3 separate regions of the Mus musculus genome follow, and regions 2 and 3 are each linked to region 1. A link is a loop called in an ENCODE intact Hi-C map of the cell type or tissue named here. Cell type or tissue: left cerebral cortex. All regions are shown on one strand.

Region 1 (8,000 bases):
CTTTTGGATGAGTGGAGTTACATTTGCTCTACTCTCTTGCTTCTGACCGGAAATAGCACCCTGCAAGTTTTCCTCCTTCTGAACATCATATGCTTTTCATGGAGACCTTCACTCCACCCCAGCACAACAGCCTCAAGCACAGAGGTCTCCATATGGGGACCATATGGTGTGTTGTTGAATATTCTAAGCCACTCCCCATCCTGCCCAGCCCTCAGCAGTGGTGTGTGAAGCAGATAGGAGTGATGGTAAGCATTCAGATAGAGCTTTCTCTGCCTACATATAAAGAAATGTTTAAATCTGCACAAGATAATATGAGTCTATCATATCACAAAATTGAATCCTTTAAAAAAATGAGGTAGACTTCAATTTATTAGGAAAATAAATGGATAAAAAATTGTTTAGAGAAATAAGAATTGATCTTTTGAATTAAACCAGCATCCTTCCTTTTTGTTACTGCCAGAGAGAAACACTTAGTATACAGAACAGGCTGAACGTAATGATGTATAATTTCTCACTTATGAAATGCAGCTAACATGCACCAAAGATATTCTTTATGCTTCAGCTAGTTAGCTAGGTAATTTGGGAAATGTGTGAAATATGAGAGCCACGACAAGTTAAAGAAATGGTATAGAGTCAATTCTTTTGGAAAGCAATGCTGGTAACATTTAGTCTAACTAAATGTAATGCTTTTTTTGTGTGATCTTTATAAATGTTCCTTTGTAAGGGAAGTGGCATCGACTTGAATTATTTGGTGTCTGTTTCTCTCTGTGCTCTCATGCCAATACTGCCACGGCATGGCTTGAAGTTGGTACTTGTTTGCCAAATTCTCCTGGCACAAGAGACTCAGAATCAAAGGTGAAGAGGGCTGAGGAGAAACAGGGAATATTGGAATATGGAGCAAAGTGCTAGGAGACAACCACACAATGCAGACCTAAAGGACTCCATGGGGTTATCTGTAGCCACAGCTGGGACAGAGGCTCTGCATCTTCTCTAAAGCCTTGGATGCCTTTTAGGGATGTGTCGGCTGATGGGTTTGAAGTTCTCAGAGATGCTGAGAGAAACAAAGAGCCTTTTAGTACATTCTCACACATCAGCTGGCAGAATTCCATCTTTATCCAGGTTCCTTTTAATTCTCTTCTTATAAATGGGAACTCTTATGGGGTGTGTAAATATTAGCCATGGGGAGGAGCATTTCTGTCCCTGCCTCCATTGGCCACACTGAGAGTGGTGACCACAAGATGCTGGAGTACAAGGCTCGGTCATCTACTTAGCACAGGCTCAGTTGATGGCGGCTTGCCTAGTTGTTCTTAGAATGTGGTTAGGCTCCACTTTTAGGTTGGCTATTTATATCTTGGTTTCTCATCTTTTTCTTCTGACATAAAAATCCAGAATTTACATGAGTGTGTGCGTGAGTGTGTGTGTGTGTGTGTGTGTGTGTGTGTGTGTGTGTGTGTGTGTTGCCCTTAGCATTTTGGTTGTACCTCCATTGAATTCTGTTATGAAAATGAACATGGTGGACTTCCTCAGTGAAGATTCTCTAGAAATAGATACATTCTAAATAGCCTGGAGCTTGTAACATGGAAATGCAGAAGAACAAAGAACCTACCTGTTTGTGCAGTAGTAGACACATCTACATGTCACAGGTCCTTCCCTGGTCCTACATGGATACTGACTCCCTCTGGGTACATCCATCTACCAGTGCAGGTATTTACAGCGGTACTCTGAGCCATCTGTGGGCACTCAGCTGCAGCCTTGCCAGGGATGTGAAGGACTTGTGGAACAAACACTAAGGAGCTACGAATGATGAGAAAATAAGATGCCGGCAGAGAAAATCCTTGTGTTTGACTCTTGAGATAGTTAGTCCTCTCAAGCATAAACTAAAGGCTCTAGAGTCCTAATATTTGAATTTCTTCATCTCGTTATACTAACCATTCTTAACTTTGATACAGTAGAATGATTCTTTTATATAGAAGGGAATGCTTGAGACTAAATGAATGCAGGAGTTAGGAATTAAGCTTCATTCTGATATTTCTTTTTCCTCATCAGTGATATCAGTTTTTAAGATTAAAGTCTTGTTAGACCAATGTCTTTGAGACTCTGCTTCACAGTGCAGCTGGGAACTATTTGAGAATGCCAGTCACACACACACACACACACACACACACACACACAGAGATGAGAAGCCATCTTGGAAGATCTACTCCAAATTAATTGGAGCAGAAACTTAAGTTCCCCTTTGTTGCAATTTTTACAAAGTAAACTTATTCGTAGGCGATGCCATACATGTGTCTAATGTACTGTAACCACACATACTCCATACCTGTCTAATCCTCGACTCCACTACTCCATAAAGACCTGCCCCCTTTTCTGTTTTCTGATTCTGTCTTTGTTGAGTGACATGATGAGTATAACCGGAGCCATGTGCTTGAGCGTAGGTGTGATGCAGTCCCCTGGAGTATGGGGGGGACTTACCGCTGCCTAGACTATGGAAGATGATGACTCTCCTTTCTCTAGAATTCTTCCTTAGTCAATCATTCCTATGGGAAGGGTGGGCCATGAGCCTCTCCTGTGGTGGGTATCTGGAGAGAGGGCAGAAGACAATCTTTATTAATGGATAGAAAAAGGAACTGTTGCAGTGGCCATTTCCATGTGGATTTACATCCTCATGGGGTACTACCTCCGGGCTTCCGAGTCACTCATGGAATTAAGGACCAATGTATTATTCCAAATGCTTAACCTGACAGGTTGTTAATATAAAAATTATTGAAAAGTACTTACGAGCATTGAGTTTCAGTCACTCATAAGTCATTTGAAAGGGCCATAATGAAATTATAGCCCACAGCCAGAGACTGTTGTAATGTGGTAACCTTTAGGGAAATTGAAGGTTTATGGATCTTGATACCTTGTCCAACCTACAGATATAGGCCAGAATAATACAACCTTATCAAAAGCCTTTAGAATCATGAATTATTAAAGTGGAACTGTTATAAAAGTTTAAAGGAAAACTAACTCAAATTAGTCCTTGCAGTCTTATGATAAACCTTGAAGGAAATGCGACTGTCTATCTACTTGTGTTCCGCTGCATTCTACTGAGCTGCAAACAACATTAGGTATATAACGGGCTTTAGTCAAATTGTATAAAACTAGGTTGGGTTCTCAAGGAAAGAAGTAAAAGTCTCATACCCCCTTTTCTTAAAAATGTCTTTTCTTTAAAGCTTAGGGTTTCAAGTAGAATAGAAATGTGAAAACTTAGATTTCAAATAATAAAATTTGAGATGGGCCCACGAGATTGGTGAGTCACACTTAACAAAGTCTACAATCCTTGGAGACATATTTAGATCTAGAATGAGTGCAACAAGAAATTTTATCTCAGAAAGTTTATAAATGTCTACCATCTGTGTCTTCTGGAGGTTGCAGCAATCATTTAAAGGCAAGCATCTCTGCCCTGTGTTTCCCTTTTATGCTTTTTGGAGGGACACAATCATTTGCCAGCTGCTCCTTTAAGGCGTCTGTAGACCCAAGAGCTTACACAGACACTGCAGCATGCCCAGTGAGTGGGTATGGAATACCCTAAGAACATGCCTAAGTGAGAGCATAAAAGTGTATATATGAATAGTCATAATATAAAACAGGATGTGACTTACATGCTGAAAATTACTAACATCATTGTGTGTACAGGCAGTGAACATTTCTGGTGTTCTGGCCTGGCATCCCATGAACAGCACAAGCAGGCTCCATGAGCAGTGCACAGAAGGTGACTGGTTAGACTCTTGACAGGATGGTTTGAGCCTTCAGTTGGAGTGATGGGAGATTTTGGCAACACCTATATTTTACCAAAAGCCTGGACGAAATGTTATTTCTTTTCATATAATAATGAAGCATTTAACTCTGGGCTGAATATCTAGCTGATGACAACATATATGTTTTCACAGGGCAGTAGAGGCCCGGTAGGACCAGAAGGGTCTCCAGGCATACCAGGGAAACTGGTAAGTGAAGTGTCCACTCTACATGCTTGCTTCCTGCAAAGCAGATATGTTTTGGTGTTTTTTTAAAGGAAAGCAGAGAAAAATTGCAAAAGATCATCTAATTAACTGTATATATGGTTTTTATTTTAGTTGTTATGTGAGTGTGTGAAGCTGTTGATATGGAATTTCCAATTGTATCTATGATAGTTGCATGAGTATTTTAATCAGCGTGGCTTGTAGAATGCATTTGAAAACCCAGAGAGGCATGAAGTGCCACGGCTGGCATCTGCCTCTTAGTGGAATGGAAGGGAACTGTAGATGAATGGTGGCCTTTGCTTCTTGTGTAGCTTCTGTTTACACAGCAGGAGAAGCAACAGCGGGCTGCGTTCTGCCAGGCATTAGCTGAAAGAGCCCACTGTTGCTGAGCTGTGCAGAGGGAATTCAGAGATGGGGTGGAAGGTGGGAGGCCACCCACCCCTCTTCTCCTGGAACGCAGGAGTGAGGCAGCACTAAACCAACCACACACTAACTTTACACATGAGTTGATACCCCGGCCCCCTCCCCCCAATCCCCACCCCGCCCTTGCCCGTCTGTCTTGTCAACTTTGAGCATCGAGGACACAGTGACTCTGAAGATTTTCTGTTTGTTTTCCAGGGATCTGTTGGCAGCCCTGGCCTTCCTGGCTTGCCTGGGCCCCCTGGACTTCCTGGAATGAAAGGAGACAGGGTAAGCTATCCAGAGGTCTACGTGGTTTTGTGTGTGTTCCCCCTCTTTTAAATCTGGAATGTTTACTCCTTCTTTGTTGGGAAATCAAGGTTGCTTTACCCAGTGAAGACTCTCTTTACTGATTATCATGAAGAAGTAGAGTGAAAGAAATATAGTGTTAAATTACTGAGAATTGACATTCAAGACAAAACAAAACTAACTTTCCAGAAGGAAGAAAAATAAAGGGTGAGGAGAAAAAAAAAATCAGTTGCAGTTATAGTTTTTATTTAGTTCTAAATTTCTATTCCTACCAGTAAAAGTTCATTCATATGAATATGACCAGAGAATGCTCTCATGTTACCAGAGATTTGGGAAACAATTGTGACGAGACCCTCTGGTCCTCAATTAAGTGGTGAGAATCAGGGAGCTCTCTTCCATCACCTTATCCATCAGCTCATTCAAGGATATCGGCTCATCTGAAATGATGCTGAAAAATGTCAAATTTTATTTACTCTAGGGTGTATTTGGTGAACCGGGTCCCAAGGGTGAACAGGTAAGTGTTGAGTGTTGTTAGTGGAAGGGTGAACAGGTAAGAATTGCATGTGGTTTGCGGTGTTGGGTATTCACCACTTTAAGTACAAGGAGGGGCTGGCTGGCTTGTGGGTGTGGTGTAACAGTGAAGGCACACAACTGTTCTCAGTGTGCTTTATAGTGAGGGAAAACCATAGTGAAGTTTGGTGTGCAGCCAGACTGTTTTTGGATGCTGGCACTAATGGCTGTTTCCTGGACTGTACAGTGTTCTTCCTTTGAAGTGGGTAGCCCTGTCTCTTAGCTTGCTGAATTTTATTCAGATGACACAGACTTTTGAAGCCACAGAAGAGCATCTAATCAAGATGCTTTTTGATGGAGACCTCAGCCAATAAAATGTGTAAATGGAGTTGGCCTGTGTCTGGATTCCTCTTTCTACTGTAGAATGACACTTTCCGGGGTTATTGAATTTTAAAACTGCTAGATAGAATTGTTAATCTAACTAAATGATTCAAACTCAATTAGCTGAAGCCTGCCCGGTCTCTCTGGCTTCCCTGGTCTACTCTTTTCTCATAGGATTAGCCTGTTGTTATGGAATTGAGAGCTCCTGAATGACCCTTGGGGCATTTGGCTGCTCATAAATGCTTATCAATGTTGACAGGTTAAAGTTGAACTGTGAATGGAGAGCTGAAAAACATGTGACATTTTATCTTAAAATTTTAGGGTGCCTCTGGTGAAGAAGGTGAAGCAGGAGCAAGGGGTGACCTTGTAAGACATTTTTAAAAAATTGGTTAATATAAAAGTTTACAATTGTTGAAAAAAAATATGATACTTCTTTCTGACACTGTTCTTTATCTTAAAAGCTAAGTGGGTTTTCCTCTGTTTATATCTAGTGATTCCCAATTCTGAAGGCAAGGCCTAGGAGAGCAGATAGGTAGACCTAGCTTTAGATATCTGTAGAATTCTCTTCGAGATGATTAATTCTCCTGTGGTCTTACAGTGAGACATTTAAGCTCTTGATGTAGCACTACAGAATACATAGGAATTGGCTTGAGCAGGGAAACAATATTGAAGAGTTTTTAGATTCAGGGAACTGTGGGCTCATAAATATGGCTGAAGGCATTCTCTTTGCCCTGAAAATGTATGAAGGAATGGCCTCTATATCCAGAGGATGGGACCGCTGAGTCTCCAGGAAAGGGGGAAGCACAGAGCTTGCTGTCAGTCTACAGACTCATCATAGTGGCTTTGGCTAGAATGACCAGACCTAGTACAGAAATGTATGTTTGCATCCTATTTCATCCAGTAATGTCTTTCCTAGGAACTAACCTTAGAATGCTTTAAAAGCAGAGAAACAATCTGCTAATATTTATTCAGAATTACAGGGTTTAGAATAAATATAAATGAAATGTCTGAACTGGGCAAAGTCTCCAGATACTTTTTCTCCCCCAAATTTCTGAGCTTATTGCATTTTAGTTTCTGTAGTGGCTGCTCATTTTATGAGCTAAGGGAGTGTTTTAAAATTTAAATCAGTTCTGTCTTGTAGTGGAAATATGCTAACTCATATACTAACATGTGAAGTGAACTCATCTAAAATTAATGATGGGAAGATCTCCTGGTGTGTCTGTGTGTTTGTTTGTTTAAAGCCTAAAAGCATGCATATTTTATTTGGTAGATTTTAGGTAATGAGTTAAAAAAGTAAAAAATACAAAAGTGAAACTTCAATATGTAGTCCTAAATATCTATTGTGTTCAGTAAGAAAAAGCTATTTTATTTTGTTTTATTATTTATCTTATTATGTACACAGTTTCATTCCTGGTGCTTTGAGTTGTAGATATGGGTGAATCCCACAGCGCCTTGATTACAGCCTATTAGTTAATGGATCAGTTAGCCAGGGTCAGGGAGGGGGCCTCGCTCACACAGGGACACAGAGTTGAGAAGCTGAACTGGAACAACAGCCCACATTTTGAGTCAAACACATTTTCTGCAGTTCTGCGCTCCATCTGCACATGGTTTTCTGTATTTTACAGTGCAATATCACTTGAAAGATGTTTTAGGAAACTATGTAAAATGAATGTATTGTGCTAATACAATTTTGTCTTACTGATTTAGGGAGATATGGGACAACCTGGCCCAAAGGGATCTGTAAGTATGATGAACAGTAATATTACAAAAAAATTAAAAACATCAATAAAACTGTAAGAAATGCAATGTTCTGTTTCAGGAAATGATTGTATAAAATTAGATCCTTGAAGGACTTCAAGGAAATACACGTCTAAATAATACACGTGTAAATAATAGATCCGCCCAGCAGGAAGGCATCCCCAGCTGTGTAAATGGATCTAGCTTTTGAACTAATCACTTTAAAGAAAGTTTTTTGTTTCGGTATTATAAATGGCTCAATGAATGCTACATTATAATGCTCTGATTTCCCGCCCAAATGGGCCATCTCAAAGAGTTGACACACACTACGGCTAGGAAAATGACTGAATCTCCATGGCTGGTATGCTACTGTAAAATGTTTCAATGACTTTCTTGATCTCTTGTGTGTTCTAGTTGAGGGAACTGAGAGAGAAGCAGACCACATAAGAAAACATGACAGACTCCCCAGAACTGTGAAATGAAGAACTTCCTCGATTTTGTTACTTTACAGAGACCAAACCTATGTCTTTAGAGTAGATGAACTCAGAATCATAGATCTAACCCATAGGAATCCTGAGGCATCTTGCTTATGTGCACATCAACACAATTAGGAACTTGAAATTTAGACAGAAAAGGTGAAGCTTAGATGGTAATCTCAAAGGC
Region 2 (8,000 bases), 110 kb before region 1:
TAGAGAGGAGGTTCTAGGTCAGATACAGCTTTCTTCCTCTAAGTCCTGTGTCTGCAGACTGGTGTCTTCAGCAATAGGGTCATAACTTCAAAGTCTGGGAGGCACCCAAGGAAAATGGCAATGGTATTTATTATTTTGAGTGAGTCTTTGATTCTCTTAGCAACTTAGAAGAAGGTTCCTGATAGTTTTTTGTTGTTGTTGTTGTTTGTTTTGTTTTAAGATAATCTATGGCTTTTGTGGAGCTTGTTATCATCCCAAGCGGCATAACTTCATTCGATATATATGACATATTTTAAGTAAACAGAAGATCCTCTATCCACTTTTGAGCTTTCTTCATGTTTTTTCCCCATCCTCCTCCTCCTTTCCAGGTATGTCCCTCCACTCCCCTTCCTAGCCTCCTATCCTATTATTCCCTCTTAAGAGTGCCACTGCCCCTGCCTGGATACTTTTTATTTTCCTGGCTTTTGCAGTGACTCCGGCACAGCTAAAGATCCATACCTATGATCTACGAACAAAAAAGAACATGCAGCATTTGCCTTTCTGGGACTGGGATAGTGGTTTCACTAAGCAGTTTAGACTTGTTACATTATATAGCTCTTGAACATTTCTCCAAAGGAAATAAAGTTAGCATATAAAAAGATGCCTGCATGTCCATATTTATGTGGTGCTATTCATAATAGCTGAAGTATCCAATCAGGTGTCCCCAATAGATGAATGGGTAAAGAAAATTAAATATATACACAATGAAGTTTCAGTCTTCCACAAAGGAGAATGGTGCTGTAACATGGCAAACCTGCAAGAAAAAGCGTGGTCTTCTTAAGGAGAAAGAGGTTATGTTCTTAAGCTATGAGGCGAATTAGTAGGTGTATGACTATGACACTGCTGCTGCTGTATGCATGTGGCATGTGTGTGGTATGTGGTGTATGTATGTCGCCTCCTATTCCAATCAGCAGAAAAGAGCGACAACACTATGTTCTTCTCAAAGCAGTTTATTCAGGAACCTTTCAATATCAGGCATGAATCTCTCTCCAGAAATCAATCTCTCCAGGAAAAAACAACAACCAACCCGCTCCCAATTGCAATCCCTTATATATCCTCTCAACCACGCCCCATCAGCCCAGTCCACGTAACAGCAGTCCATTGGCCAGAATCATCACTCGTCATATGGTCCGATCTTGCATCATGGTGCACCTGCGCAATTCACCCAGTGGATGTGGCTTATTTTCAGGTGTATGAGGAAGTCAGGTGCAAGTCATAAGACTTGGCTGCAGTCCTGGGCGCCATCTTAGGACTGCTGCCACACTCGCTCCTCACATGTGTATTTTTGTGTATATGTGCATTTATGTACACATGTGTTGAAGCCATAGTACAACCTTGGGTATCATTCTCAGGAATGTCATCCACTTGTTTTGAGACCTGTGATCTCAAAGGCTTGGAGCTCACCCCTCAGGGTAGACCAGTGGGCCAATGAGCCCACGGGAGTCTCCTGATTTCAGCCTCTCCAGTGCTAAAATTACAAGCATTTTACAGGGCCTCTAGGGATTGAATCAGAACTTTGGCTTGCAAATACTTTGCTAAATAAGCCAACCCTCCCATCTGCTTGCTATTGTTGTTATAAAAATATCTATAAATTACACTCTCATTAAAGTAAATCCAATTATTCAATTTAAACACAGCACATTGTGTTAAATTCCTATTCTTGTGTCAGAAATCAGTCATAGGAAGAGGGAAATATTAGAGAATTCAGTTGTATAAAGCACTTGTTTCCAACTCTGATACCAATTAGAAAATCTTTAAGAATATGGTGGCACACTCCTTTAATCCCAGCACTCAGGAGGCAGAGGCAGGCTGATCTCTGAGTTTGATGCTAGCCTGGTCTACAAAGCAAGTCAGGACAGGCCAGGGATACACAGAGAAACCCTGTCTTGAAAAACTCAAACAAACAGACAACAAAACCCAACAAGCTTTAGGGATGGAGAGGTGGCTCAGTGATGAATAAGCACTCATGGTCTTCCAGAGGACGGATGTTCAATTCCCAGCACCCACATGGCAGATATCTGTAACTCCTTCTCCTGGGCACATGGCACCTTCACACAAATATTCCTGCAGCCAAAACACCAGGGCAGAGAAAACATTTTTTAAAAGGAGTATTTTTTTTTTTAAAGAATGTGCTAAACATTAAAAACATAAATAAAAAACCTTTAGGTTCATGATTGTTCTTTAACTTTGGTGGTGTTACACATACCCATCATACAAGAATATCTCTTGGTGTCAAAGGATCACTAGTCATTCCAATAATGGATGTTTTCATTTTTAATACTTTGGTTAACATTTTAACTTGGTCTCCAGATCAAACACAAATAATGAGAGACTGAGAGAGACTCTCCCAGTGACAAAATGACAGTCTTTACCCCTGTGGAAAAGAAAATCAGAAAATCATGGCTCTTTTCTTTCAGGAAGTATATTATTGCTCTGTTTGTGGTTAGGAAACCATGGAAACAGTATCTGAAAACATTGCTGGAACGAGAAAACTTTAACTATTTTGGACTGATGATTTCAACTCCAACGAGAGCTGAACTGTCAGTCATCTGGAGCTAGGGTGATGATATATTTAGCGTTGAATGGATCCTGGCAACTTGTGATCAAATGACTCCCAATTAGACTTCACAACAACCTCGGGGTGTGAGTCCTCTGGGCTAGGACAAGCGTAAACATTTACACAGACCCAATGTACAGCTGCATTCTATTAGTTTACTAGTCCATGTGGAGAGACCGTGCTTATGTCTAAATTGGGAATGCCTGATAATCATACCTTGGAGTTTAATGTACTAAATTTATCTTTGAAAGGCATCTTACAGACTTATTTTCTTTATGTTATGCATTTGTGTATATATCTGTGTATGGAGATTTGCACACGATTTCTGTGCCCACAGAGTCCAGAAGCATCAGATTCCTTGGAGATGGAGTCACAGACAGTTGTGAGCTCTCTAATGTGTGTATTCAGTTATGCAATACACATTCAGATGCTGTGGAAGAGCAGTATGTGTCCTTAACTACTGGGACATCTCTAGAGCCCTTAGTACATACACATAGAGATCTTTATTGTGAAATATAGTGTGTATATTGAAATCTCAAAATGTGGGCAAAACTTTTCAAAGGAAACAACCTTCTCCCAGATCCAGGGGCACAACCTGCTTTTCATGGCAGCCCCTTCTTTACCTCCCAGAGGGAACCACTAGCCCAGGAGTTTTGCTCATTGATTTCTAATTTTGCCTCCTATTTATGCATCCTCAAGCAAAGCCATTCACTATTTCCTCCCCTCCCCCACCTCAGGTTTCTTCCTGCCCCTCTTCTTTCTGCTGCTCTTCTTGATCCTTCTCCTCTGACTTCTCTTCCTCATTAATCCCACACTGGGGGTTGACTCTAGGGTTTTGCACATGCTGGACAGACATATAGCCACTGAACTTTTATCTTGAGCCCTGTTCCTTTGTTGTTGTTGTTGTTGTTTTGTGTTTAATCTTTCTTCAATGGAATACTTTCACCACATAATAGTATTTAAATATTAGTATTTATGGAGTATCTATGATGTGGTGATACCAGGAAAGCACTGATCATCTAAACTGGCAGTAGTCAGACACAATGCTACAGTATATAGGGTTCTTCTACTCTTTTGCATGTAATAACTGAAATTTGCATGTAAGAGCAAGTTCAAGATGTAGCCTTTCTGAGCCCTGAGCTGGAGATTCGATTAATAAGCTTGTTTTTATAAATTATTTTAAAGCTGTGTTAGTTGTGTTGACCAAATGAGAAAACACGGAGTTTTATAGTACTCTGCCATGAGCTGCTCTGGGTGTTCTGTTTCAGTGTTCCATCAGTGTGTGCACAGGAGAGAAACTCAGGCTATACAGAGAAACCTTGTCTCGAAAAACAAAACAAAACAAAACAAAACAAAACAAAAACAAACCAAAAAAAAAATAGGAGAGAAACTCAAACGCAGAAAGACAAACAGACCAGCCTGTCCTCTGCCCCCAGGAACTGTCATGCTTTTCCGGTGTTTGGTGCTCAGAGAATACTGTCTTCGAGCTTCCGTCTCACAGTCTCCGGATATACTAGAGACAAGACTTCCTGGCTTGTAGGAATCCTGGAGGATAGTTTAAACCATCAGGGGCTGAAAGCGTGAGCAGAAAACGGAGAGACTGCATCATTTCTACCCCCGATTGTCATCATTTGGACAATCTGGCCTGGATATGTCTTACTTTCTCTGAGGCTATGTTCTGTAATGTGACATGAGGATTCAGATTGGTAATTTCCAACCTGAAGTTCAAGGACCATCCTAAGTTCTTATTTTAAATGTAAACTCCTAAGCCTCGTTGGACCCACCGAGCCTGGGGGCTTATGTGTTCATCCAGCTCCCATGCCTGAAAATCATGTGGAAGGTGATAAGTCCCCTTTGAGGGGAAAATTATGGGCTATAATTGGAATTTTTAGAACCTAAACATCTTTTATCACAGCTAAGTGATATCTTTGTTTCCGGGTCCTATAATTTTATCAATAAAAGTAAATGTATAGGCATTCTAATTCAAGATCCTAAATATACATTGGCTACCATTGCTATGAGTTGGCAGTGACACAGGTCTGAGGAAGTAGTTATCAGCATAGCTTGTAATTATTCAATGTGCAGAAATAGAATTAAAAATATTGCCCCAGTGGAGTTGTATTCATGTCATTAAAAACTGTTAACACAGGATAACAGCAAAAAGTGGCCTAGCATTGTAAGTGTGGTAACAGCAGACAGATAATATGCAGAGTGCTATGTAGTCTTCTTAGAAAAACCAAGTAGTTGTTTATACACTCAAAACAACCTTAACACTCAGCTCATTTAATTATAAAATATGCTAAGTATAACACCCAGCAGATTGGAGACAGTCTGCTGCCTGGTTTATTTTTACTTTGTTGCTGCATTCCTTTTTATGTTTCTCAAATTCTTTTGGGACTACTGAGGGGGCGGTGACCATGGAGCTCCTTATAATGTTCAATACCTCCCCAGGGAAGCTGTATTTCTCATTTTGAAAACATTGCTTTTTTTCCTCTTTTAAGTTACTACACAAAATAATGGCTTGATCTATAGGGCATCTTCATACATATGTGACATAATATTTTGTTGTTATTCACCCTCCAACCCCCTGATCTTTTACTTCTCTTTCTACCCAAATAGCCCCCTCTGCTATTTTTCAACATGCATCCATATTTTCCTGGCTTCACAATGTAATACAAACATCTCACTGTGGCAGAGAATGAGATAACTCCACCTGACTTCTCTTGACATATTTCACAATGTTGCTCAAGTTATTGGCTTCTCCTCCATGCACACAAGAAGACCATGGGAACCCTATGCTCCCCTAACTGACTTTGGTCATGTATTTCTGTGGTGGTTTAAATGAGAATGGCTCCCTTAAGCTCATGGGTGTCAACAGTGGGCTCTCAATTGGTGGAAGAGTTTGGGAAGGATTAGGAGGTGTGGCCTTGTTGGAGGAGGTGTAACTAACCCAGTGTATTGATACACAGTGAAAACTTTCAATGTGCTGACTAAATTTTGATAGTAAGATCTTCTGGGGAAGTTAATTATATACAAATTATTAATTAAACAAGGAGTCTAAATTTGTTGGCCTCAGTGGTTAAAGGGAAATAGGAGGAGTATATCTAGGAGAGAAGGGAGATGAGGGGTACAAGGAGTAGCAGAAGTAGGGAAAACTGTGATCAGAATATAATGTATGTAAAGAATAAAAACTAAAATTAAAAAATAAAAGTAACAGCAGGACACATATATATTTATTAGGAGGAGATTAACTTTATTGACCATTTTTGCACATACATTAAAGCATTCAGGTAAAAAGAACTAATAAGGCACACATTGGCTCCTGTATGCTTGTGTTTGTCAGCTGCCACACGAGGTGGTCAATGAACTCTCAAGAGTTTAGCAGGCTGAGGAGCGGACAAGAGCCCTAATTTGAGGTTGATTACAGACTGGAAACAAAATTTCCTCTTCCTCTGGTAGGCTGTTCAGTCTGTTCTCAGAAGAACTAATAAGCTAAGATTTGCCATCGCTGTAGAAGTCAATCTGGTCAACTCTAAGCCTCAGTAAGACCGAAGTTTTAAATCATCATAACTTAAACATACCCTATAAGAAACCTACAGATTGATGTTTTGATTGATGGGTATTGCCTTATAGTGATTTGTCAATAATTTAGCCATCAAAGTGTTCCTTCTTCATGGTTAATCTGACTTTTCCACTTCCATTTGAGACCTACTCAAAGACAGCTGTTGTTCATGTAGCCGAGCATTGCTGGGAGTTCACGGTGAGCACTGTTGCTTGCTCTTATTTTTTCATAATCAGCACATACATGAACTAGTGATTAACCTCCTTATCACTTACAGACTTATTTCCTTTCACAACTTAATCCTTTATCACCATTAGGTTATTATAGTTTTCATAGTAATTAATTTTTAACTTGCAAGATTTTACGTAATGTTTTTTGCTATAGATTAACGTCCAAATGGTTTAAAATATATCCCTAGGGAAAAGCTTGTAGTTAAAAGAACTTTCAAAAATATTTCACCAATAATCTTTGGAAATTTTAAAACAATAATGCTATTACTTTAAATATGATTCAAGAATAGGCATTTATTGTCTATTCTACTATTTTCTAAGTTTCCAATAATATACATTTAATTCTCAACTTATTGCTATTCATCACCATTACTTTTATTTGAGGAAATATTGGTTGATTCTGAAACTCTGTTGCTGTAGTTTAGCAGAGGCCAAGGTCATGCATTCAGTTCACGTGTAGTTCAATTAGCTCCACTTGCCTGGGGGCCTGCGGCACCACTTCCAACTGTCTCTAGCCATTGTGCAAATGGATGTTATTGGACCCATGAGGCACAGCCTAAAAGAATGGATGTGTGCACATCTGTAGTTATTAATGGAAAATCAATCAGAAGTCCACCCACTCTGTTAGCAGTCACTCAGGAATGTACACAAAAGTACCCTGAGAAAGAGTGCTTGCTCTTTAGACTGACGTCTTTAATTATTTATCCATGGTTTCCCTTCAAAGACAGAAGAAATAAGGATTCCTTGGGAAATTTCCCTTTATGTCTTTCCTCATCAGTAATCTGAAGTATTTTTTCTAATAATTCTTGTGGTTTTTTTTTTCAGAATGAATGACGTTTTAATTTTAGCACCATAGCAGACTCAAATTTTGCCTCTGTTTCTCTGTCCTGTTTGACAGATAACCACGTTCTCTCACGTAGTGCTGGCTCTGTCTAAGACATGATGACAAAGGCCAGATTTGACCTTGCTGGGCACCTGATCACCAAGGGTTCTTTCAGCTCTAGCAAAGTTGACGTGCCACTCTCAATGATACTTTCGTTGATTGCAGCTGCATGGGTTACATGTAGACCAGTGTGAGTTAACTCACGGACATTTCAATGGCACAGTGAAGGCTGACGATGGGAAGTCTGTCATCAAAGGAAAGCTCAACACTATCTTCCAGGAGCAAGATCCCATCAATATCCAGTAGGGTGCTGCTGGTACTGTTTACATTGTGAGGTCCAGTGGTGTCTTACTTACAATGGGGAGAGCTAGGGATCACTTGAAGCTACAAGAGTCATCTTTGCTCCTTTTCCTAATGTTTCCATGTTTTGGAAGTATGGAAGAAATTCAATAACTTCTTCCAGATTATCTGTAATGTCTTCAGTACCACTAACCACTTAGCTCCTCTAGCCAAAGTCACTCAAGGTGACAAACTAGGCATTGTAGAGGGATTCATGACTACAATCCACTGTACCACTCTCACCCAGAAGACTGTGGATGGCCCCTGTTGGAAAATGTAGCACAAGGGCTAATATGTTACGAGAAAAATTATCCATGTACCCACCAGTGTTGCTAAGGCTGAGGGCCAGGCCATTGCTGAGCTGAATGGAAAACTCTATGGCTTGCTTTT
Region 3 (8,000 bases), 53 kb before region 1:
CAAAGGAACTTGCCCCACTATTTGGTGAGCTTGGTGTAATGTCCCAAGTCCTGTGTCAGGAAGTAAGAGGCATTGTGTCCACTGTGTTCCAGTCCAGTATTTTTTTTTCTAACCATGACTTGCAAGTCATTACTGATTCTCACAACAATATTTTGATCTGGTCATCTTTATTAGAAAAGGGAATAGAAAATGAATCGAAAAATAGAATATAGCACATTTACAGGCGTACGTGTTATTTTCTGAAACCTTTGCTTTAGTTTGTGTATAAGCTGTTGAAATGGGTCTCTCCCATCCTTTAAGCAACACCGGAATCTCTTCCAAAGACATGCCTGACAGTGTCACTGGGTACCCAAGGGCTTATGGTAGTTTCCACGACAACCAGAACAAAGTCTAAACTCCTTAGTACTATTCATAATCCCTCACCAAGTTCTTCCTATTGGATATTTCGAAAAAATTTCCCATATATTTAGTTGTTCAAGCTCAAAACCAGGAATATCCAGGAATATATTTTCTCTGTGCCCTCCATCCCTCCACCCCTCTACCCTTCCACCTCTCCATCCCTCAACCCCTTCCAACCTACTTTATCAATCTTACCTCTTCATCTTCATCCAGTCTTTCCTACCATCGATCCCCTCAGAGCAGCCTTCCCTGGCCCCCCTCCATTTAGGCCAGTCTCCACATCTCTTTCTGGCAAAACATTTCCCCAATAGTTTTAATTAAAGTTCCGACTGAAAATGTTTGGTGTCTGTCTCCCCATCCATGTGAGAACTGTGAGGGCCAGAGAGCTGGTCTGTGCTGTAACTGTAGAGTTGAGTTTAGGGTTCAAAGTAGGAGGGTTATGACTGACTAATTACCAAACGGTCTCTAAGCTCAGCTGGTCATTCCCCATGTGTGTTTTCTTCCTCCCATTACATAGTGTGCTTTCCCAGCCTAAGATGCACTGTTCTTCCCCAGTCTCTTGTAGGCTTCTAGTCATCTTTTCAGATTTCATCTCCTGGATGAAAGATTTCCCCGTGCCCTTGGAGTGAGTTCATCCTTGTTGACAGTCATTTTTATTCTCAGTAATGTAAGTCATTTTTCTTTCCCTGCTACAATGTGATTTTCCTCAGGGCAGGCGTGTGGTTATTTGTGCTTTTTGTCTCCTCAGCTACTAGTATTTATTTGGTGATACAGTTATTCGATAAATATGTATCGAATGCTTGAACAAACAAATGAAAGAAAACAGATGTTCAAGAAGGATGACTGTGACCATGGTCCCTAATTTAAGTTATAAGGAATAAATCATTTTGATTTATGGACGAGGACATATTTGTGCATATACACACTATAGGATCTTTGTGTACATGGTGGAGAGTTAAGGAGTGTGCAAAACTAATTATTATGTATAAAATTGATTGCTTGAAATGTCATGTTTTCTTAATGAATTTATGATCTGTCTGGAATGACAATTTTTTCTTTCGATTGGTTTTTCAGGGACAAATAGTATGTGTGTGTGTGGAACAGTGTTAGCGACAAAACCAAAAAACGAAAACAAAACAAAACTAAGTCTGGAGAGATGGCTCAGTGGGTAGGAGCACTTACCACTCCTGCAGAGAGGACCGGAGCTCAGTTCCCCCACCTATGTTTGTTGGATCTCAGCTGCCTGAAACGCCAGTTCAGGGGGACCTGATGCCCACTTCTGGCCTCTGCAGGTAACTGCAGTCATGTGCAAATTTCCCACACTTGGACACATAATTAAAAGAAAACAAAAAGATGGAAAAGCTTAAGGCCCTTTGACTTAAGGGTACCGCTTGATCTAAACAAGGATAGTGTGGAGTTTGAGTCTTTCTCCTGTGAGAATTTCATGTTACATTAGGAAATATAGTCAATGCTAGCTAAGATGGATGGAGCAGACAAAAGTATTTTTCTCGGGATTTTCATTTTTGTCTTAATAGAACTGTTAGCTTGTTGTTCACTATTTAAAGTAAACAGCCAGCCTGGCCAGAAGACTTGCCACTTGGGACCTTAGTTTCCTCTCATCTTTTATCTTTTATTCAGCGGCCCGTTCACCTGCTTTCTTATTTTAGTTGTAAAGAATTCTTCAAAGTGGCTTGAGAAGGGGCAAGCACGAAGGCGAGTTCTCTCAAACCCTTTGAAGGATTTCTGGAACACCTACGTGTACAGGAAAATTGCCTTTCTTCTTTCTTACAGATCACAAAACGCAGAGCTTGTCTAGAAAGAAATTCCTTTTGGAAAATGCCTTTCTCTCTGCAGATCTAAGGCTGGCTAGTTTCCCATAATTTCAGGCCATTAGGAAGCTCCCCAGAGGCAGGTTTTTCATTTTACATAAACTTCAACTAGCTTAAACAAATAAGTAGGTCTCAGGCCATTCAATGTTCTGAGCCAGGGCAGCTGCCTCAGAGATTGGGAATTTTGATAGAGAGCAAGCCCTGTGGACAGCACCACCCAGTAAGAAGAAACTTCCCAACCCCTCTAAATGAGTAGGCTAGGCACAAGACCACAGAAAGGGAGCCCGGGTAAGGTCCAATCAGAAACTCTCCGGCAAGCTGAGAGAGGCCAAAGTAAGAAAGACTTTACTGAAATAACAAACAGGCAAGGACTTGGGAGATATCTCAGTGGGTAACGCTTTTGCCTCAGAAGTCCGAGCACCAGACTCTGGAGCCTGGAACTCCTGCGACAGAGAAGCGTATCTGGTAGCTCCCTGGAATGTCAGCACGAGGAGAAGAGCCCCAGTGAGCTCCGGGTTCAATGAGAGACCATCCCTCCTTAAATCAAGTAGCGAATTATGGAAGAAGACACCCAATGCCAATTTTGAGCCTCTTCAGGGTCGTATGTATGTACCCCATCCCTCAACACATGCAAAAAACAAGTATACAAATACAAACACCAAAAAGAAAACAAAATAAAATTTTAATGAGTCAAAAACGTGAAAATAATTCAAGGAAGCAAACCTCAAAACTATCAGGCACCACGATTTACAGAGATGATTGGCCCCCCTGATTCTGCGTTCCTCCGACATTTGTATCCTCCAAGATGGAACCGGAAGTCAGGCATCCTTTGCTTGCCGTACAGGGCCAGGAGTCCTGTTGCTCCTGAGGAGTGCTCAGGTTCAGGAGGAGGTCTGTGCACAAGAAACAGTGGCGTGTGCACACCTCCTGTCTAGGCCTGTGATGCTAGTAATTCACTCTCTGGTTTCTTATGGGCAAGATTGTGTTGTGTTCTCCCCGGTCTATTCAATCGCATACTATTAATCTCAGAGATTGAGAGCAAACAATTAAAAGACTTGAGGTCATATCGTATCAGAATTTCCCATGGCGAGTTAGAGAGCTGACTTGCAATGAATAGCATCAATGGTGCTCTGGGAGAGTCACCCTCTCATCTAGAGAATAACGATGTGTAGTCTAACTTCACGAGTGGTTGTGAGACTCATATGCTACTAAGCTGTAGGCATGGACAAGAGAGGGGTGCACACAATGACTTGTTATCAGGATAAGGTTGCCAGCGGATGAGTTTGGCATGAGATCTTTTATCTTTGCCAATCTCATTTGATTTCCCCCAGGAACTGCTGTTAAGGAACAACTTTGGTCCCATTTTACAGATAAGGTAGTTAACTACTGGGAGGCTAATTATATTGCTCAAGTTCACATAACTGCTAAAGCAGAAGTGGGTTTAAACTTAGGTCGACTAAGCAGCAAGGCTCCGGTGAGCCCCCACACCTCTGCCACGGAATAGGCAGCTCTTTGCTGGATCCTGAACCACTAAAAGCCTCTACTGTGCCCTTATAACAACTTTCAAAGCCTCTACTGTGCCCTATAGCTGTTCTAAAAGCCTGCACTGTATTCCTATAGTAGCTTGCTGCATTTCTCTGGTTAAATCCCCCACATCCTGGTTTTTTCTTCTTTTTTTTCTTCTCAGTAAGGCTTTTCCCATTCAGTCCCTCCTTCAGTGTGACCTTGTTAGTTTTGAGCCAGGCACACCCCTGGCTGGGCCTGGGTTACAGGCTGCCTCTCCCCACCCCTTTCCTTTGCTTCAGCTTAAAGGGTTATTGCATGCCTCCAATTCACTCTTTTTGCCTTTAGCCCTGAGAGGGGCAAGAAGGAGCAAGCTTGGGGCCAAAACTCGAAGTCCGAGAAGGGTAGAGAGGGGGTCTTAGGGAGTAGTGACCCCCCCTCCAAACCCTTTACGGTGACTCTTATAAACCACAGAGAACCCACTGGGAAAATGAAGAACTTCTGGTAAGCCCATGCCTCTGGAGGGAGCCGGGTGAGGATTTTTGCAGTATTGGTAGCATAAGGGGAGGTGAGAGACAGTGAGAACCAAGGGGAGAGACAGGTGAGATTGTATAGGTAGTGCGTAAACATCTGAAATTCAAAGAGAAGAGGCAAAAAACAAAGATAAAAGAAAGCAGAGTCAAGGGGAGTGTAGGAGGTGAGATAGTGTGAAACCAAGCCAGAAATGTGTTTATTCGCAGAGTTCCTAGGTGAGCTTTCAAAATGGAAATAAAGGCAGGAGTATGCCTTGGGATTTGGTTGTCTCTGTCAGCCAGATTTGGCAGGTTTAAAAATATGAAACTAGTTCCATCTGAAGAGGTTCCTGTTTGGGTCATTTCTCTCTCTTTTCTTCAGGAAAATCTCAGTTTTCTTCTGTGTGTGCAGTTGTCTGGGACCCTGGGTATCCGCAACTCTTAAGCGTCGTGCAAGTAAGAGCCATGGTTTATGGGGTGATGAGGCAGGGCTGTGGCTGAGTGAAGACGGTGCTTCCAACGGTCCTTCATGCCTTCCCTCTTGGATTTGCATTGGGGGGATGTTTGGATGGTTGGTTCTATGCTCAATGTCGAGCCTAGAAAGGGAGTCTCAACTGTAAGCTGGTAGGCAGGAAGGATAGCTGTGCCTTTTCTAGGGCTGAACATGGTGTTTCTTTCAGATGGTGAATGATAAATATTGTGGGACTACAATGGATGTATGGATGGGTGGATAAATGGATTTCCCCAAAGGACTGGGGTCAGGAGGATAAAAAGAAAATATTTGATGTACTTTAATGGGTAGGGCAAAACTCATCTATGTACTGAAGCTGTGTGTGTGTGTGTGTGTGTGTGTGTGTGTGTGTGTGATATGTCTAAGAGTCAGATCAAGGCAGGAGAGGGTCTGGCAGTTATACAATCTCTTCTCTGATGGTGACAATTCCCCAAGAACTGCACTTGTCTGGGAGCCCCATCGCACTGGCCCAAGGCTGATTCCGTAATGCCATTGTAGATTTAGAGATGGTGGTATTTAAGGAATATTTCTAGCCCAAACCACCAGAAGTTTTCCAAACAGGCTTCTGACCCCATGCCATCCAGGACACTGTGCAGCTCTGGTTCTAAATGGAACAAATCCCCAACTGCTCTAGGCAGGAACATTCCTCCATCATAAATCAGCTCTCTAGTTCCATGCCTTGCATCCCTTCCTGGAGAAGCTGAAGATGAATGGGTTCTGACCATTCAGGCGTAGAGTTCAAGATAAATAAATAAATGGCTTATAAGTAAGCTTGTATAACTTTGTGTTTTAAGCAGTTGCTTGGTTATTAATACTATTTTAATGTTATCTAATATTATATTAATGATCGTCCTCTTGTAGTGGATGCATTGGATGAGACAGTATTGCTTTTGCAGGATTTCCTGCCAATTCCATTTCTAATGGTGGAAGTGAACTGTGTCCCAAGATCAGGATTGGCCAAGATGACTTACCAGGCAAGTAGCACTGCATCATACTGGAAACGCAAGCTTTCCAGATAGAGTTTATTCTGAAAAAGGAAAGAACCAGGCTCATTTCCAACTTTTCCTTTCTCTTTCCCTTTCTGTAGGGTTTGACCTGATTTCTCAGTTCCAAATTGAGAAGGCTGCATCTCGAAGGACTATCCAGAGGGTGGTGGGATCCACAGCCTTACAAGTGGCTTACAAGCTGGGAAGTAATGTAGACTTCAGGATTCCAACAAGGTAACCTTTCAGAAAGACTCTAATTACCTTCCTTAAGTGCGTTTATCAATGTTTACAGCTATTCAATGTTAAAGTTTTTTTTTTAAACTGTATTTCTTGGATTAATTTATTTTAAGATAAAGGCCTTGGAGGACAGCTCAGTGGTAGGTCACTTATATCCAATGCATTAACAAATGAGTTAAATCACCAGAATTGCTAAAATAAAATAAAAAAGAAAACCAAAAAGAATGTGTTCACCTATCAATCATGTTCCATTTCAGGAATAAAAACACCTCTGAGACTATCATACATTAATTCAGGACATGTTCTTAGAATTGTGCCTTCTGTGTTCCTGTAATTTGTCTGGTTTTTTACTGAAAGGACTCTCTGTGAGCACCACCAGAAGTGAAACATAAATTTAACTCAAAGCTGCAGTGTGGTTTGAAGGCTCAGTGGAGCTGTTCAAGTATCCTGGTGCTGAAAGAGAACCACACATGCGGTCTTAGCTCCTGGATGGCGCCAAACAAAACAAGCCTTCTCCTTAATGAATTCTTTCTATTTAATTTAAAATTTTTATTTTAAAGAGAATTGCTTTTTTTTTTTACACCATTTTCCTTTGCTTCTTCTACCAACTCATCCTGTTCCTTCCCTGCTCCCTCTCAAATTCATATCCTCTTATTCTTTAATTGTTATGTACACACACACACACACACACACACACACACACACGCGCGCGCGCGCTTGCTACTTGGTAGCCAGTTAGCAAACTCATCCTTGAGAAACGTTTGTTCTCCCTCTCTCCCTAATTAAATGTCTTTAGCTCTTCATCTAGCGCGAGGCCTTGTGAGATTTCTCTTACTCACACTGGCATGTCAACTGGTGCTGTCATTGGTCTTGTTTAGTCAACCATATTGCTGAGATGTTGTGGGTGCAGCTTTCTTGTCATTTAGAAGTCACATCTCTTTGTAGTTATCCTGGCCCTCTGGCTTGTAGAATGTTCCCAGCCTTTCTCCCGTGAGTCCTGGTGAACCTTCCATGTAGGGTTGCACTGTAGACATCCATTTTTTTTTCCGTACTCCACAGCCAGTTTTTTTGCATTGTGACTAGTTGTGATTTTCTGTTATGGTCTCTTTGCTGAGGAATGAGAGCTGTAGTCATCTGTGGGGAGAAGGATGTGTATTTTGAACACAGTTAGAAAGTGTTCTGGTTTGGGGAAGTGTCAATATTAAGTTCTCCTCCAGGTTCCATGACCTCACCAGCCATGGATGCCTGGCTAGGGTTACAGACCAGGCATAAATTCCCCCCTATTAAGCAGGCATTAAATCCAATTAAATGGTAATTGGTTGCCACCAATATATAGTGCCATTATTTCCCTTATGAAGTATTTCGCCATGCTGGCCATTGTGGTCCATAGGCATCACAGCTATGCAGACTATTGACTCGAAAGCAGCTTGCATAGCGCGTTGGAATACTGCAAGAGCTTTCCTCAGGGAGTAGGCTTCTAGGTCAGACACAGCTTAAGGCCTCCAAGTTCCATGTCTACAGTGGGTGGTGTCTTCAGCCATAGAGACTGTCTTCAAATTCGTGAATGAAACTGAGAACATTGACAATAGCTATATTGCCTAGAAAGTCTCTTGACTGCCCCCCCCCCCCCCCGCCCCAGCCAATGTCTCAAAGGCAGTTTCTCATGACTGGCACTAATTCCTTCCCTCCATCTGCCTCCTATGACTATTTTATTCCTCTTTTTAAAAAAAAATACTATTTATTTATTTTATGTATATGAGTACACCATTGCTCTCTTCAGACACACCAGAAGAGGGCATCAGATCCCATTACAGATGGTTGTGAGTCACCATGTGGTTGCTGGCAATTGAACTCAGGATCTCTGGAAGAGCAGTCGGTGCTCTTAACCGATGAGCCATCTCTCCAGCCCTTATTCCTCTTTCTAAGTGAAATTCAAGCATCCTTACTGTGCCTTCCTTCTTGCTTAGCTTCTTTGGGTCTGTGGAGTGTAGCATGGGTAGCCTGTATTTTATGGCTAATATTG

Evidence for each region. Hi-C counts contacts between places; a loop is a spot of excess contacts. Peaks named below come from ENCODE experiments on the same cell type or tissue, not always from the same donor. Only the 100,000 strongest peaks of a DNase experiment are listed, where the experiment ranks them.
Region 2: it touches region 1 in a loop (8-fold over the local background); 4 of 42 quality-filtered maps call a loop at or near these places.
Region 3: a loop joins it to region 1, with 2.0 times the contacts of the local background. A loop is called at or near these places in 2 of 42 quality-filtered maps.

What each region holds. Positions count from the first base shown.
Region 1 is chr1:24,226,264-24,234,263 of GRCm38, forward strand. It overlaps Col9a1 (collagen, type IX, alpha 1), which reads left to right. Exons shown (of 38, transcript NM_007740.3): 29 at 3,933-3,986; 30 at 4,620-4,691; 31 at 5,188-5,223; 32 at 5,922-5,966; 33 at 7,308-7,340. Among named protein-coding and RNA genes, the nearest start is that of Col9a1, 53 kb to the left of the region's middle. In left cerebral cortex, a CTCF peak has its summit at 4,255; DNase peaks (open chromatin) are centred at 122, 617, 1,228, 1,646 and 3 more places; H3K27ac peaks cover 2,962 bases.
Region 2 is chr1:24,117,882-24,125,881 of GRCm38, forward strand. No RefSeq gene overlaps it. Among named protein-coding and RNA genes, the nearest start is that of Fam135a, 22 kb to the left of the region's middle. In left cerebral cortex, no CTCF peak of the experiment used is centred here; DNase peaks (open chromatin) are centred at 2,611 and 4,931; H3K27ac peaks cover 694 bases.
Region 3 is chr1:24,173,634-24,181,633 of GRCm38, forward strand. It overlaps Col9a1 (collagen, type IX, alpha 1), which reads left to right and starts at 3,977. Exons shown (of 38, transcript NM_007740.3): 1 at 3,977-4,235; 2 at 4,626-4,699; 3 at 5,651-5,728; 4 at 5,842-5,974. The coding sequence starts at 4,222. In left cerebral cortex, no CTCF peak of the experiment used is centred here; DNase peaks (open chromatin) are centred at 4,481 and 5,825.